2 separate regions of the Homo sapiens genome follow, and region 2 is linked to region 1. Evidence: read pairs that join two places in POLR2A ChIA-PET (ENCODE). Cell type or tissue: GM12878. All regions are shown on one strand.

Region 1 (8,000 bases):
ATCAAACCTATCTTTGCAAAAATCTAATCTCCCTGGCTGAGCTTCAAAGGACTCAATGATGGAACTGTGTCCCATTCCTCTGTACCCCATCTGCTCACACTACTCTGTGCTTTGCCCAAAGGAACGGCTCAAACAGTGCTTGAAAATCAAGTCTTATTATCCTTGACAGTGGAGAATGCTTATTTTGCTAATAAACAGATAATTCCATGGGTAATTACCTACCCCATCATCCTCCCCTACACATACACAGAGAGAGAGAGAGAGAGAGAGACCCACCAGAGTACAAAGAGTCTAAACTTCCACAGACACCATATTATTCTCTTTCTCATCCCAGCTGAGGGTGGGGAAGGGGTTCCTTTGTGCCTTGCGCAGCACAGAACTACACTTTTAGATTTTAAATGTCCTTACTAGGGATTGGCCTGAAGCAAAATTCTAACATTTTGCCATCAGTAACACTCATTTTCTCTTTTAGCACATCCACTGCCTCCTTCATTCACAAAACAATGAAAGAATATCTGCCTTGTGCTAGACATGAAGCAAGATCCCATGGACTCAAAAACTCAGCAGCAGTCTTTCCCTCTAGGAGCTTAGAATCTGTTGTCAGACAAACAATCAGGACTCTACAGGATACACTCTAGGAGCTTAGAATCTGTCGTCAGACAAACAATCAGGACTCTACAGGATACACTCTAGGAGCTTAGAATCTGTCGTCAGACAAACAATCAGGACTCTACAGGATACACTCTGGGAGCTTAGAATCTGTCGTCAGACAAACAATCAGGACTCTACAGGATACACTCTGGGAGCTTAGAATCTGTCGTCAGACAAACAATCAGGACTCTACAGGATACACTCTAGGATCTTAGAATCTGTCATCAGACAAACAATCAGGACTCTACAGGATACACACTATTGAGAAATACATCCTGTGCTGGGGGAGCATAGTGGAGAAAGCACCTAATTCTTATTGGTCTGCTTGGATGAGTTGAGGAAGATTTCCCAGAAATGACATTAGAGCTCAGTGACCAAATAGAGAATTAGTAGGAAAAGGCACACCAAACAGAATTGCAAGGAAATTGTCCTGAAAAATGTCAATTAAGTGTGTAAGAAACATGCCAGGCATAGGGGCTGGATCTGGGGAAAGGAATGGGCAGAAAACATGGTTGAACAGGGAGCGTGGAGCCAGATAGAGCCTTGCTAAGAGGTTTAGGATTTATGTTATAAGCAAAGACACACACACACACACACACACACACACACACACACACACACACACACACAGAGAGAGAGAGAGAGAGAGAGAGAGAAGATTTGTTAATTTGGGAAGTGGTATGACTAGATTTATGCTTTAGATAGCTCTCCCATGGAGAAAGCTCCAAAACTCATACACAAAAGTTTAAGGACAGCTTTCCTCAAATGAGAGGTGGCATGGAGAAGCTGTGTTTGCAGAGAAACTACATCATTATACTTACAATGTATGTTTACATAGGATGGCTGGATGGGAAGGGTGGTTTAATAGAGATTGTGAAAAGGCATCTGGGTTCATTGGCTCAGGCCTGTAATCCCAACACTTTGGGAAGCCAAGGCAGGCAGGCCACTTGATGTCAGGAGTTTGCGACTAGCCTGGCCAACATGGTGAAACTCCATCTCTACTAAAAATACAAAAATTAGCGAGGTGTGGTGGCACATGCTTATAATCCCAGCTACTTGGGAGACTGAGACAGGAGAATCTCTTGAACCTGGGAGGTGGACGTTGCAGTGAGCAGAGATTGGGCCACTAAACTCTAGCCTGGGTGACAAAGTGAGACTCTGTCTCAAGAAAAAAAAAAAAAAAGCTAGAGCCCTCTCCACCAAATAATTACCTATTTTACTCATTTGGCACTTCATATATGCCCTTTGTTATGGTTGGATTTTGAGGGAAAGGAAGCAGCCATGATGGATCAGGAATGTGAGGAATTGAAAGAGAGGAAGAGAAGCACCTGGCTTGGGCCACTGGATAGATAATGATGCCATTAATAAAGGTGGAGAATATAGGCCACTGAGATTTGGGGGTGTATGATGAGCTTCGTTTTGGACATGCTAAATTGGAAATGTTTGTAGGAGTTCCAGATGGAGTAATTCAATTGGTTATAGAACTATGTTAGAAGAAAAACTTAAGACAAATTAAATTTAACAGAGTTTAATTGAACAAAGAACAATTTGTGAATCAGGCAGCCACACACACCAGAATAGGTTCAGAGTGACTCTGGGCCTGCCATATGGCAGGATAAGATTTATGAACAGAAAAAGGGAGTGAGGTCCAGAAAACGGAAGTGAGGTGCAGAAACAGCTGGAATGATTATGGCTCAGCATTTCCGTTATTTGAACACTTGAATAGTCAGCCTCCTGTAATTGGCAGATGCGCTATGATTGGCACAAGAGTAGATTACAGTCTGTTTACACATCCAGTTGGGTTACAGTTCACTATATAGGAAGAAACCTTTAGGCTGAACTTAAAATATGTAAGGAGGTGACTTTGACTTAACAATTGTCAGTGTTAGATCAGGGGAAAGATTTGTTCTCAAGCTAGAGATTGGCATGTTTTTTGCACCTGAGTACTAATTGAAATGGCAAGAAGAGATGATGTCATCCATGGAAAGGATGGATATCAAAATGAAATGGAATCAAGGATTGTAGGAGAAGCACAATTAAGGGAGGCTGGAAAGGAGGTTTCATTTACCATGTTGACATTGATCAATTGGTAGTGTCTGCAGGGAGTCCCCAAGGAGGACTCTAGGGCCACATTCAGGATGCCAGGATGGATTCACAGAGTTGTTAGTCGGCAGGAGAGGTGGAAGTGGTGGCACCTCAGATTTAGGAGGCTGACAGAGGAAAAAGGATGCAGCAAGAGGTGACAGTGCAAAAGAATGACAAGAAAACACATCAGAAAGACATGTTTAATGGAGGCAGGTGCATCAGGAGATGATACAGAATTACAGGCTGAAGCAGGGAGGCTGGAAATTAGACATTTGCGATTTCATGGAGAGCTGTCTCATTGATTTCGAGGGGGCAGAACTGAGGAGAGTTGAAGAGCAAAGGGGAGGAGTTTAAATGACCTTAGTGAGGGAAGTCAATGCCCTCAAGAAACTCCCAGTGTCTTACCCACACTGTGAAGCGGCCCAGTTCTACCTAAAGGAGACTTGCCCTTCCAAGACAGTATCTTTGGTTTTAAAACTGGCTTTGTTTGCACCTGGCCTAGCTACATCAGGACTCAGAGCCACCTGATCGCCACTGAGTGGACGATGCTCCCCAGCTGCCCTGGAGAGTTCGCTGGGGTCAATGGGAGAAGCTACATGGTGTCTGGGATCCTCATTGCCAGACTCTCTTTGTCTGGGAATGCAAGAGTTCCAGTGAGAGTCCTAATCAATTTTCCTCTGAGTAATTGCACTCCAGCCTGGGCGACATAGTCTCCAATGTCTGCCCAGGAATCTCAGCAAAATTCTTCATCCCAGCCTACCACTTTGGTATGTCCTGTGTTTTTTGGGGTTTTGTTTTTGTTTTTGTTTTGAGACAGAGTCTCACTCTGTCACCCAGGCTGGAGTGCAGTGGTGTGGTCCTAGCTCACTGCAGCCTCTGCCTCCCAGACTCAAGCAATCTCCCGCCTCAGCCTCCTGAGTAGCTGGGACCACAGGCAACCACCACCACACCCAGCAAATTTTTAGTTATTTGTAGAGACGGAGTCTCACTATGTTGCCCATGTCCTGTGGGGTTTTTTTTTATCATCTCTCCCACAAAACCCCACACTACCCACAACATGCCCTAAACTTAACTATTCTTTGATAATATAACGAAAGAAGTTAGGAAGTTTCCAATTTAAAAGACAGGCTGGGTATGGTAGCTAACACCCGTAATCCCAGCACTTTGGGAGGCCGAGGCAGGCAGATCATCTGAGGTCGGGAGGTTGAGACCAGCCTGGCCAACATGGTGAAACCCTGTCTCTACTAAAAACACAAAAATTAGCCAGGCGTGGTGGCACATGCCTGTAATCCCAACTACTCAGGAAGCTGAGGCAGGAGAATCACTTGAACTCAGGAGGTGGAGGTTGCAGTGAGCAGAGACTGCGCCATTGCACTCCAGCCTGGGTGACAGACTGAGACTCTGTCTTAAAAAAAAAAAAAAAAAAAAGGCAAAGGCCAAAGGGACATATACATACCAAAGGAAAAGGAAACACAGACACACACACACACACACACACACACACACACACACACACACACACGCACAAAACAAACCAAGGCTGTTTCACTAAAAGAAATGAAGTTGGGGGCAGCTAAAGGGAAGTAAAAGAACAGCAGGCCCTGCCCACCCTGGCAAGAACCCATGAAAGGACAGTGGGAGGGGAGAACCTTCTAGGTTCAAACAGAAAATGTGAAAAGCATCATTTTTTAAAATAGGATTCCCAATCCTAAATTTCAAATTAGAGCTGCCTTTGATTGCAAATGTTTAAACTTATATTAAAGGAAAATGACCATCAAGGGGATTGTTTCTGGAGTCAGGCTCAGCATGAAGTAATGGGACTGTTACCTCATTAGAATGAAATAGGAACAAAGCTATGCTTGAAACCTTAAAGACCCGGCTCCAGGGCCTGAGCTTTGGCCATTTTTTACGCTGCACTGACCCCTAGAGGTTCTTCCTTTTCATTCACAATGTGCTATACACTTGGCCCAGGGGAAAAAAATAAAATAAGAGAAAATGTTGCTTTTCTTTCTTACAATCAAAAGCGGTATGAAAAGCAGGAAAAAGAAGGAAAGCGTGATCTCACTGCCAAGTGCTATCAATTAAAACCGCCTTAATAAGAGGAGCAAATCTCGTCAGTGAATTTCTCGTGCCACGAGCACCAGCAGTTAAGCTTGCTGCAATATTAGTAAAACAGATTGGGAACAAGCACTTGCATTTTAAATGTGCATCTTTGATTCCCTGCCCCATGTGGCAGCTGAGACCCTAGACCAGCTGCCAACCCCATCCAGTCCCTTCCCAATACAAGGACGGTGGGAAATTGTGGCCCTGTCTGAAGACCCAGTTGCTTGGATTGCCTTATCACTGCCACGTTGCTTAATATCTCACCCAGAGGAGAAGGTTGAGTCCCCAGAGTGTCCACATGCACATTAGGTTGAAACACACCTCTGCTGGGGGAAGCAAGCTGCATCACTGTTATAGGGTAGGGGGAAAAAGAGCGTGGCATGTCAAGTCCTCACAAGAATCTTAATGACACTCTTATGGCAATAGAAAATTTGATTTTTAACCCACAGGCCATCCAGAGATCTGTCCTCTTATGGAGAAGAAAGGCAGGAAGTCAGAAATATTGAGGGAGCTGGAATTTCCAGTCTGCAAGTGTGACTTGGGGGCAATTTTAAGAGTGCGTGTCCCTCAAATTAAGGAATTAATCCCTCTTCAGGGCAGACAGTCCAGAGGAATAAGAGATCCAAGAGGGGCTGGGACATGTGCTCTAAAATTCAAATAATCCACAACTGTGCATCCATCATTATAGTTATATAGATTATATGACATAGTTATATATAATCTACATCATCCATAGTCTCACTAAAAGGGAAGAAGGAAAAATGTAAGGCCCTTTGGAAACAACAGTTTGAAAACAATAGCTTGGTTACTCTCTAAACATCACGTACAGATTTTCTCACATGTGAATCTGCCCAGTTCTACCTAAAGGAGCCTTGCCCTTCCAAGACAGCATCTCTGGTTTTAAAGTGGCTTCATTTGCAACCAGCCCAGGATCAGGACTCAGGGCCACCTGATCGCCACTGAGTGGATGATGCTCCCCAACTGCCCTGGAGAGTTCACTGGGGTCAGTGGGAGAAGCTGCATGGTGTCTGGGATCCTCATTGCCAGACTGTCTTTGTCTGAGCGTGCAAGAGTTCCTGTGAGAGTCCTAATCGATTTCTCTCTGGGTAATAATGGTCTTACCTGCACGACAGCTACCCGAAAGCTCCTTTCCTCAGCGGTGGCGATCGTTACCACCTCAAACAAAGCTGGCCTCTCCAGAGCATGCACCTGGGAAGAGGCTGAATGTATTGAAAACTGGTGAGCCTGAAAGAGGTAATCTTAGGTAAATCTCTTTATCTCTACGAACTGTGGAGGAAGCATTTTTAAACCTGTATATATATGGGTGAATCTTATTCTTATAAAAAATGAATATGAGAAAAGAACTTTTATCTGAGGAATGCAAGTCTTTTTAACTGATCAGGCCTACAGAGACACAACAATGAGACAGCAATCACACACGACTCCCCACTTTGATCTATGTATTCATCTCTTGAAACTGCTTGCTAGTGCCACAAATAGCCATAGATTCACCTCAGAATGCTGCACCGGACACGATTACCCACATCCTGTAGCTTAACAATGTATAGCCAATCACTAATCAGTGTCATTTCTATAAACCCATGAGAATTCCTGGATTTATACAAAGCAATTTTGTATCAGCCCACTCCCTTTCCCTCTTTTTTGCCTTTAAGAATGTGCTTGTAATAAAGGCCAAAAGAAGCTCATATCCAAGATTACTAGGGGGTTGAGTCTTCCAGGCAGCTGTCTTCACTTTGACTCAATTAAACTCTTTACGTTGTCTGTTGTGTCTCAGCCTCTTCCTTTTAGGTCTACAAAACTTACAAGAGGAGGGAGTTATTTCTAGTCTAGACATTTGATTTGACACCAAAAATAAAAACATGGAAAGTAATTAAACCACTTATGTCCTGTGGTTTAACCACTTGCCTTTTTCATGAAATTACACTTGTGACTTAGACACTGGCCCAAGCATTATGCATCTGGAATTTCAGGCTGTCTTTACTACTGATCATCTAGTAATTGATTGGGCAGTGATCTGATTTAATAGGTGAGCTAGCTGAAATAATTGGATTGACAATTTCCATAGATGAGGTGTTCACTCACCACACCATCTTTCACCCATTAGGATGTTATGCATTTACTCCAATGGATTCAGAGAATCATAATTATTCACAAAATTTTCCAATTTCCCACTGCAGTTGTCACTCAGAAAGTATGCCAAGAAGCTCAGCAGAAAAAATGCCTAAATATGTAAGCCCTTATTAAATGATTCACCTCACTGTTGCCAACCTTCAGTCTAGGAGCTCCCATTTTCATCTACTTAAGGAACCTTGACACAGTCCTAAGGCATATAGGACTAAGAATGCCTTAAAAATGTATCCCATTTCCTTACACATATATTGAGTTCCCAGAAAGTATCAGAACAAACACCAGTTGCAAAATTACAAGGCTTCATGGTTACAGCTATAATTCTGGAAAACTGGGAGCATACTCACATTTCCCAATTACAGAAAGATGTCACTAATATTTACTTTCCCTGTCAGTTGTGTTTTGTTAATTAAGCATCTTTTGCCTGAGGGAATGAGGAACTTCTTGTTCTCCCTGGGTTTGGAAGGTAAAAGTAAGTAGAGATTAGGCAGCCACTGGAATCACAAAAGCAAGTGCTGCCTGGCTAACTCCAGTCCCCACCCCAGCCTGAGGCAAATGATAGAATGTTCTATTTAAAGAAGCCCATTGACAATACTATTGTTCTTTCAAAGCCTAGGAGAAAGTAAAAATTGTATTGAGAGTGTCTTTTTTTCCCTGCCTTCAAACTGTTGGGTATACATAAAGTGATTGAGAAAAGAAAAATAACTAAGGGAAGTCTGAGCTATGTGAGCTATGCAAAATGCATCAGCCCCAGAAAGGCAAAAGTATGGGACTTCAGTCATTTATCAGGCCCAGAAAGATATGAGTATGGGACTTCCACTCCTACCAACCCCTGCCTGGGGACAATTGTTTAAAGGCATTTTGTTCCTGACTTGCTGTTTCACTCGTAGTCTTTATGTTTCTGGAATTTGTGACACAAAGAACAATGTATAGCCAATCATATCTTATTATTTTAATGTAGATTTTTGGTTAACAATTTAGGAACTCTCTCTTTTCCTTTAAAAACCTACTTG
Region 2 (8,000 bases), 90 kb after region 1:
CCTTGGCAGTGGGGATGGGTGGGGAAGGATTATGGGGGCGGGGGGGGGGATTATTTTTAAAGTATAAGGAAAAAATTTATTAGAGTAAATTACTATAGCTAATAGTATTATCTCTATTTCACGGATCCCTAAGCCCTAGCCCTGGCCACTGACCGTGGCCCGTTAAGAACCGGGAGGTACAGCAGGAGACGAGCATTACAGCCTGAGCTCTGCCTCGTGTCAGATCAGTGGCAGCTTTAGATTCTCATAGGAGCATGAACCCTACTGTGAACTGTACATGCGAGGGATCTAGGTTGCATGCTCCTTATGAGAATCTAACTAATGCCTGATGATCAGAGGTGGATCAGTTTCATCTCAAAACCATTCGGGATCCATGGAAAAACCGTCTTCCATGAAACCGGTCCCTGGTGCCGAAAAAGTTGGGGACCACTGCTCTGTATCATTTGTTTAAAAAATTAAAAACCAGGGTATGCCACTAAAATGCGAAAAAATGAATTTATGTAGAATTCTACCTAGTCTCATCCTTAAGGCATTTGCTTTCTGAGAAAGGAAAAAAGAAAAATACTGGTTATTTTGGTTGAATTGGGGACTAGACACTGCTACGACACTGTCAGAAATTAAGTATGTTTGGGAATTATTTCAAAATATAACTAGGGGGAACGGGGTGAATACAGATAAAGCAAGACTGGCCAGGAGCTGGTAACTGTTGAAACTGGATGACTATATAGGGATTCATTATACTTTTCCATCTATTTTTGCCTATGTCTGAACTTTTCCATAATTACAAGTGTGTGTATGTAGGTATATGTGTGTGTGTATACACATATATATCCTTACACATATATCTTACATATATACATACACACACATATTAATATTTACTTAGACAAATATGCCCAAAAACCAGACTGGAAGCTACTATGTCAAAATTAGCAGTGGTTCTCTTTTCTTTCTTTCTTTTTTTTTTTTTTTTTTAACAACAAACATTGCCTGATAAAACAGTAGTTCTCTTTGGGACTATAATAATGACTGTCATTACTTCACTATACTCTTCTATATTTTCCCAACTTTCCCACTGAGCAGGGGTTACTTTTATAACCCATACATACTATACATATATATATATTTTGTTTGTTTCTTTCTTTCTTTGTTTTGTTTTTTTTTTTAGAGACAGGGTCTCACTCTGTTGCCCAGGTTGCAGTGGCGTGGAGCAATTGTGGCTCACTACAGCCTTGAACTCCTCGACTGAAGGAATCCTCCCACCTCAGCCTCCAGAGTAGCTGGGAGTACAGGCTCAGGCCAACATGCCCAGCTAATTTTTAAAAATTTTTTGTAGGGACAGGAGTCTCACTATGTTAGCCAGGCTGGTCTCAAACTCCTGTCTTCAAGTGATCCTCCTGCTTCAGCCTCCCAAAGTGCTGGGATTACAGGTATGTGCCAGCATACCTGACCTATGCATAATATTTTTTTAAAACTCTGAGGAACCTTTATAACCTAAGGTCTGCCCTAATCACATTTCAGAATACAACAAAATACAGTAAACCTTCACATAATTACCAAGCATGCGCTTCTATTTCTGTTGGCTAATTAAACGAAGAGAAAGGAGCTAACATTTTACTGATGCACTAACCACCTACACATGGCAAGCACATTTAATCTCAAAAAATTTCCACGAGGTAGAATTCTTTTAGAATTCTTTTTTTTTTTTTTTTAGACGGAGTCTCGCTCTGTCGCCGAGGCTGGAGTGCAGTGGTGCGATCTTGGCTCACTGCAAGCTCCACGTCCCGGGTTCACGCCATTCTCCTGCCTCAGCCTCCCTAGTAGCTGGGACGACAGGCGCCCGCCAACAGGCCCAGCTAATTTTTTGTATTTCTTAGTAGAGATGGGGTTTCACAGCATTAGCCAGGATGGTCTCGATCTCCTGACCTCGTGATCCACCCGCCTCAGCCTACCAAACTGCTGGGATTACAGGGGTGAGCCACCGCGCCCGGCCTCCACAAGGTAGAATTCTTACACTAGATTTATAGTTGAGGAAACAAAAGCTTACAAAAACTTATCCATCCAAGATTAACACAGTAAAGCAAGATACAAGCCCCGATCTTCTGACTCAAAAGTCTCCATTGTTTATTCTAAACCAGGACAACCAAAGTGTGGTCTGTGTGCAAACTTACTGGTCCTCAAGTAAGTCCACAAGTGTAGAGAAAGCATTTGGAAACTGTCATGGTAACTTGACAGGGTAAGTTTATGTGACTCAGGAATCTGGTACTAAGAAGTTGCAACATGTTTTTTGTATGTTCACTTTTACTTCATTTTTCTCTTCTTTTTTAATACAGACCACTCGAACAAACGCTTCACATTTACAGCAAAACAAAAAATAAATTAGTTAAAACTAGATAGAAACATAGCCTCCCAAGATGATACAAAAGCAATTTCTGAGGATAGATTTTTTTTTTTTTTTTTTTGAGATGGATCTCCCTCTGCTGCCAGGCTGGAGTGCAGTGGCGCGATCTCAGCTAGCTGCAATCTGCAGTCTCCAACTCCCTGGTTCAAGCAATTCTCCTGCCTCAGCCTCCCGAGTAGCTGGGATTACAGACACACATCACCACGCCCATCTAATTTTTGTATTTTTAGTAAAGAAGGGGTTTCACCATGTTGGTCAGGCTGGTCTCGACCTCCTGACCTCGTGATCCGCCTGCCTCGGCCTCCCAAAGTGCTGGGATTAAAGGTGTGAGCCACCAAGCCCGGCCTTTTTTTTTTTGTTTGTTTGTTTCTGAGACAGAGTTTCGCTCTTGTTGCCCAGGATGGAGTGCAATGGTGCAATCTCGGCTCACTGCAACCTCCACCTCCCAGGTTCAAGCGATTCTCCTGCCTCAGCCTCCTGAATACCTGGGATTACAGGCACCTGCCACCATGCCCGGCTAATTTTTTCTTGTATTTCTTAGTAGAGATGGAGTTTCACCATGTTGGTCAGGCTGGTCTTGAACTCCTGACCTCAGGTGATCCACCCACCTCGGCCTCCCAAAGTGCTGGGATTACAGGCGTGAGCCACCGCATCCAGCCCTTGAAGATAGATTTTTTTCAAGCAAAATATAAAAGAATTTTAATATTAAAAATGAAACCAAAAGTCCTATAAATCATTTTAGACCTAAAAGCCTAGGTAATATATATACATCAACACTACACACACACAAGTTTGAGGAAAAAAATTACATTTACTTCAGCTATTCAATATTTGTATACCTGATTTAGTGCAAGGCAGGATGCTGGTAACTGCAGCCCCTATAAGGGGAGTCAGGCCTATGTATACAGCCAGATTAACCATAACTTTTTGGATTAATAGAGAAATGTATTTACTGTTTGCTTCACTTAGCGAAGATTTATGAAAAACGTTCCATATTATACCAGGGACTATGCTGGATACTGAAGATTCAAAAATGAATCAGACACAGCTCCTGACACTGAGGAGGTTCAGAATCTCATGGGTAACAAAGACTTGCCAACTATTTCTTAAAGCAAATGTGATAAGAGTTAACAGAGTAATACTCAAATGCCATAGGAGTTTCCCATTTCTGCTAGGGGACTCTAGGAAAGGCTTTTTAAAAGAGATGAATGCCTGTTAAAAAGAATTTTAAGGACACGCATCCTTGCTTATCCATGCATTCTTCCAGTATAAAAATAACAAAGAAAAGAATACCAAGACACAGCATTCAAAAAAAAAAATCTTCAAAAGGGGATGATGGGCCAGGCGCGGTGGCTCATGCCTGTAATCTCAGCATTCACATGCCTGTAATCTTAGCATTATGGGAGGCCAAAGCAGGTGGATCACCTGAGTTCAGGAGTTCGAGACCAGCCTGGCCAACATGGTGAAATCTCGTCTACTAAAAATACAAAATTAGCTGGGCATGGTTGACACATGCCTGTAATCCCGGCTACTTGGGAAGCTGAGGCAGGATAATCACTTGAATCCAGGAGGCAGAGGGTGCAGTGAGTGGAGATCACGCCACTGCACTCCAGCCTGGGCAACAAGAGCGAAACTCCGTCTCAAAACAAAACAAAACAAAATAAAAAATTAAAGGGGACGATGTTCTTCTTCCTCACATCTGTAAAACACTCGATTACTCCTGAGAAATGCGAAGTGTTCAATTTTAAAATCTAATTTTAAATTTTATTATTTATATTCACATAGAGTTTATGTACATCAAGTTCCCAAAATGAGTTTGAATTTGTATTATACTGAGAACAAAGACAGGATGAAATCATGAAATCTGCAGATATTATTCAAACTTCATTATATTCCATATTTTTATTCTCCTTCCTTGGGAAGTTTTAGTTTTTAGAAGTTCTGATAAAATTAAGTAAAACACCATATTACAAAATTTTCCTAATCGTTTCTCACTGGAAATGGCAAAGAACAATGAAAGATCAATACATAAGAGCTGTAAGAGGCATTAAGATTCCCAGCCAAACACTAAATCCAGGAAGAGTTTATGGTTTATTTCTAATTCATCATGCATGTCTTGAGAAGATTTTAAACATGAGTAAAAAAGTTATGAATTTCTATGAGCCCCACTATAGAATCTAAAAACCAAAATCAAAAAAAGCATCACTTCCTTTAACATTCCATTAAAACTAAATTATGAAAAAAATGATGATATCTCATTAACTAAATTTTTAAAAGCAATGTGAAAAAATCTACCAATTTCTGTTGGAGATTATTTTTAGAATGTATATGCATCAGTTCCTTTGAGCTATGTATTTCCTCTAATACAAGTATTGTGGGTGTTGCGGCAGGTGAGACTTTGCATGTCAGATTCTAAAAATCAGATGTAGGACAGACAGCAATGCTGCACCCTAACAAAAATTCCTTTGGTATCTCACAAAAAGATGTGATAGTACAGCTAAGGAAGATATATCAGAGCACAATCTCCACCACACCTATGTCTTTCATTTCTGGGTGCAGGCTTCAATCACACAACATCAAGAGAAAAGACTTAAAGCAAGCCAAACTTTCTATTATGCAATTAAGCTCTTAATAAATATTGGATTTCTTTCCTTTCTCTAACTAGAGATTTTTAAAAAATTGATCTGTACGGTATATTTCAACTGTATCTCAAACCTCAATATCTGAGAAATAACAGGGTTAATCCTAGGTTGAACATTTATCAAAGAGAGAATATTTCTGAACAAATTGATCACTTTTATTACTCAGAACAATACTGCTTTAATTATGTGGATTTATTACATTTTTTTCCCCTCCAGGATTATTTAAAGCTGGAGGGTTATCCTTTGGTACAATAGCTTCACTACCAAATAGGATTTAAAATTTACCCTTTGACATCTTCAGGATACAAGTGTAATAGTAAATAATCACATTATCTCAATGGCACACTAAGCCCAATAAAGTAGATTAGACATGGGGTGTTGCAATATTTGAGAATACAAGTAGGGATCTCTATGCCATGCAACAGAGCATGGTGGTTAGGAGTTCTGAGGTTAAACCACCAGCTTCAGGTTGTATCTTTGCACTTACTAGCTGTACAACCCCAAGCACACTACTTCCCTTTGCTAACTCCCAATCTGTAAAATGGAGATAACTGTACCTGTTTCATAGGGTTATAAGAATCCAGTATGATAGGCTGGGCGCGGTGGCTCACGCCTGTAATCCTAGCATTTTGGGAGGCTGAGGCAGGTGGATCTCAAGGTCAGGAGTTCAAGACCAGCCTGACCAACATGGTGAAACTCCGTCTCTAACTAAAAATACCAAAATTAGCCAGGCGTGGTGGTGTGCACCTGTAATCCCAGCTACTCAGGAGTCTGAGGTAGGACAATCACTTGAACCCAGGAGGCGGAGGTTGCAGTGAGCTGAGATTGCACCACTGCACTCCAGCCTAGGTGACAAAGTAAGACTCCGTCTCAAAAAAAAAAAAAAAAATCCAGTATGATAGCTCATGTAAAGCATTTAGCAAAATACTACTAATAGGTGCCAAAATTCTGAGAGCTGTAACACAAATACACATAGAATTAAGGCACAGAAGACCCTACACTACTATACCCGATGTTACACAGTCGATGAAATTCAAATGCCGATTTCTCACTTGTGTCTGTGCACTATGAGCAACCTATTTACCATTTTCACTGTATCTCTAATATTCAAAATTCCAGAAAAAGGCTTTCCACAGTACCTTCACACTGATGATGAAAATTAGAAACTACAAAATGCATAGCCTTATTAATAAAATACCTCAACCAATTTTATCCCAACACACCACCACAAGAACAGAAATAAAGCAAAAACTACAAAGTCATTTTAAGGCTTGTTTTACAAAACGTTAGGTGGAATATCAATTGGTAAACCCTTATTTAGCATCTGAGTGTTTGGCATTGTGTCGAGGGGAAAGACAGCTATGTGAGAAAGCCACAAGTTCTAAGTAAATGAATATGAGAGTTATACAAGGGACACCAAGTTTAACTACATAGGAATTATGAGAAAGAAGACAATATCAGAAAAGGCTTTTTATTGGAATCCAAGAAGACTTTAACACAAATATGTAAGAACTATGACAATAGTCACATTGCTTACCTGGGTCCACTCAGTCAGTTTTCTAGATACTACATGGAGGGTCCATTTATTTTTTGTTTGTTTGTTTTTAAAGGCAAACCAAGGTGAGGGGAGGAGCATGGTTGAACCTCAGTGATTCAGAATTCATGCTCTTGAAGCATCATACTAGTCTTTAGCAACAAATGGCACACACACACACACATATGTATATTTGAGACTGTGTCTCGCTCTGTCGCCCAGGCTGGAGTGCAGTGGCGTGATCTCAGCTCACTGCAAGCTCCGCCTCCTGGGTTCACGCCATTCTCCTGCCTCAGCCTCCCGAGTAGCTGGGACTACAGGCATCTGCCACCATGCCTGGCTAATTTTTTTGTATTTTTAGTAGAAACAGGGTTTCATCATGTTAGCCAGAATGGTCTCGATCTCCTGACCTCGTGATCCACCCGCCTCAGCCTCCCAAAGTGCTGGGATTACAGGCGTGAGCCACAGCGACCGACCTAGACTTGATTTTTTTAAAAAAGGCAAGAGGGGGCTACTAAAAGACTATGTGAGGAAGAAAATATCTCAAAAATATCAATCAGCAAGTGTTATGCAAGCAACTAGAAATGACAGGAGTCAAGTAGACAAGTTAGAAAGTTATTGTTCAAATGATGGCAACAAACTTTTTCAGAAAATATACCAATGGATCCAATCAAACCACACCCTTTTAAACAAACACACTAGATGATAATATATGAACCACCACAACACTATCAGTAATCCTGACAGAAGGCATAATTATATTGCGTTAACTGGCAACTAGGGGCACGCCTTCCTATTAGAACTTGGCAGTTTCAAAACAGCACCCAAAAAACATACTACCAAAATTTGAGGCTTTCTCGATGAGCTTAATTTCAGTCCAATTAATAAGTGCCTGCCACACCCTACATTAACAGGCACAGATTTGTTTAAATTAATCTCCCCAGGGGCAGGCTAATTCAAGGGTTAGTATTATTAGAATCTGTGTGAACAATTGGGTGCAGGTGTTCACATTACCAACAGGAGAATTAACTCTTAACCCACTTTTAGCAGATAGTGGGTGTTTGGTGAACTAATGGAATTTTTAAATATGGGGACACTAATATGTAAAGCAGTGACACTGTAAGCTGAAAAATAATTTGTCTTCCTTTACAATAAGTGACTGCCATCATTCATCACAGAAAGCTACAGTCACAAGTCAAATTAACTACTGTATCACAATTATCATATTACGCTACATACACCTTACTGACTCAGAATGTAACGTTTCAGAAGAAAAACAAGACTGGTTGTTAACAATCCTGCAAAGTAACGGAACCTCTGTAGACAGTTAATAAACAGCAGACAATGCTCCTTTTGGCCCTGAATGAAACAGGTTTGGCACAAATCTGTTCAATGTGTCCTTCCCATTTTACATAAACAAGTA

The links. ChIA-PET counts read pairs that join two places held together with the same protein. Peaks named below come from ENCODE experiments on the same cell type or tissue, not always from the same donor. Only the 100,000 strongest peaks of a DNase experiment are listed, where the experiment ranks them.
Region 2: POLR2A ChIA-PET joins it to region 1 with 6 read pairs; 3 of 35 experiments call an interaction of 5 or more read pairs at or near these places.

Annotation. Positions count from the first base shown.
Region 1 is chr18:54,123,316-54,131,315 of GRCh38, forward strand. No RefSeq gene overlaps it. Among named protein-coding and RNA genes, the nearest start is that of SNORA37, 95 kb to the right of the region's middle. RefSeq lists enhancers at 380-1,144, 2,204-2,498, 4,261-4,818, 4,341-4,400. In GM12878, a CTCF peak has its summit at 4,651 (motif pointing left); a DNase peak (open chromatin) is centred at 6,324; H3K27ac peaks cover 470 bases.
Region 2 is chr18:54,213,047-54,221,046 of GRCh38, forward strand. All of the region lies in intron 1 of MBD2 (methyl-CpG binding domain protein 2), which reads right to left. Among named protein-coding and RNA genes, the nearest start is that of SNORA37, 5.4 kb to the right of the region's middle. In GM12878, no CTCF peak of the experiment used is centred here; a DNase peak (open chromatin) is centred at 6,699; H3K4me3 peaks cover 4,591 bases; H3K27ac peaks cover 5,370 bases.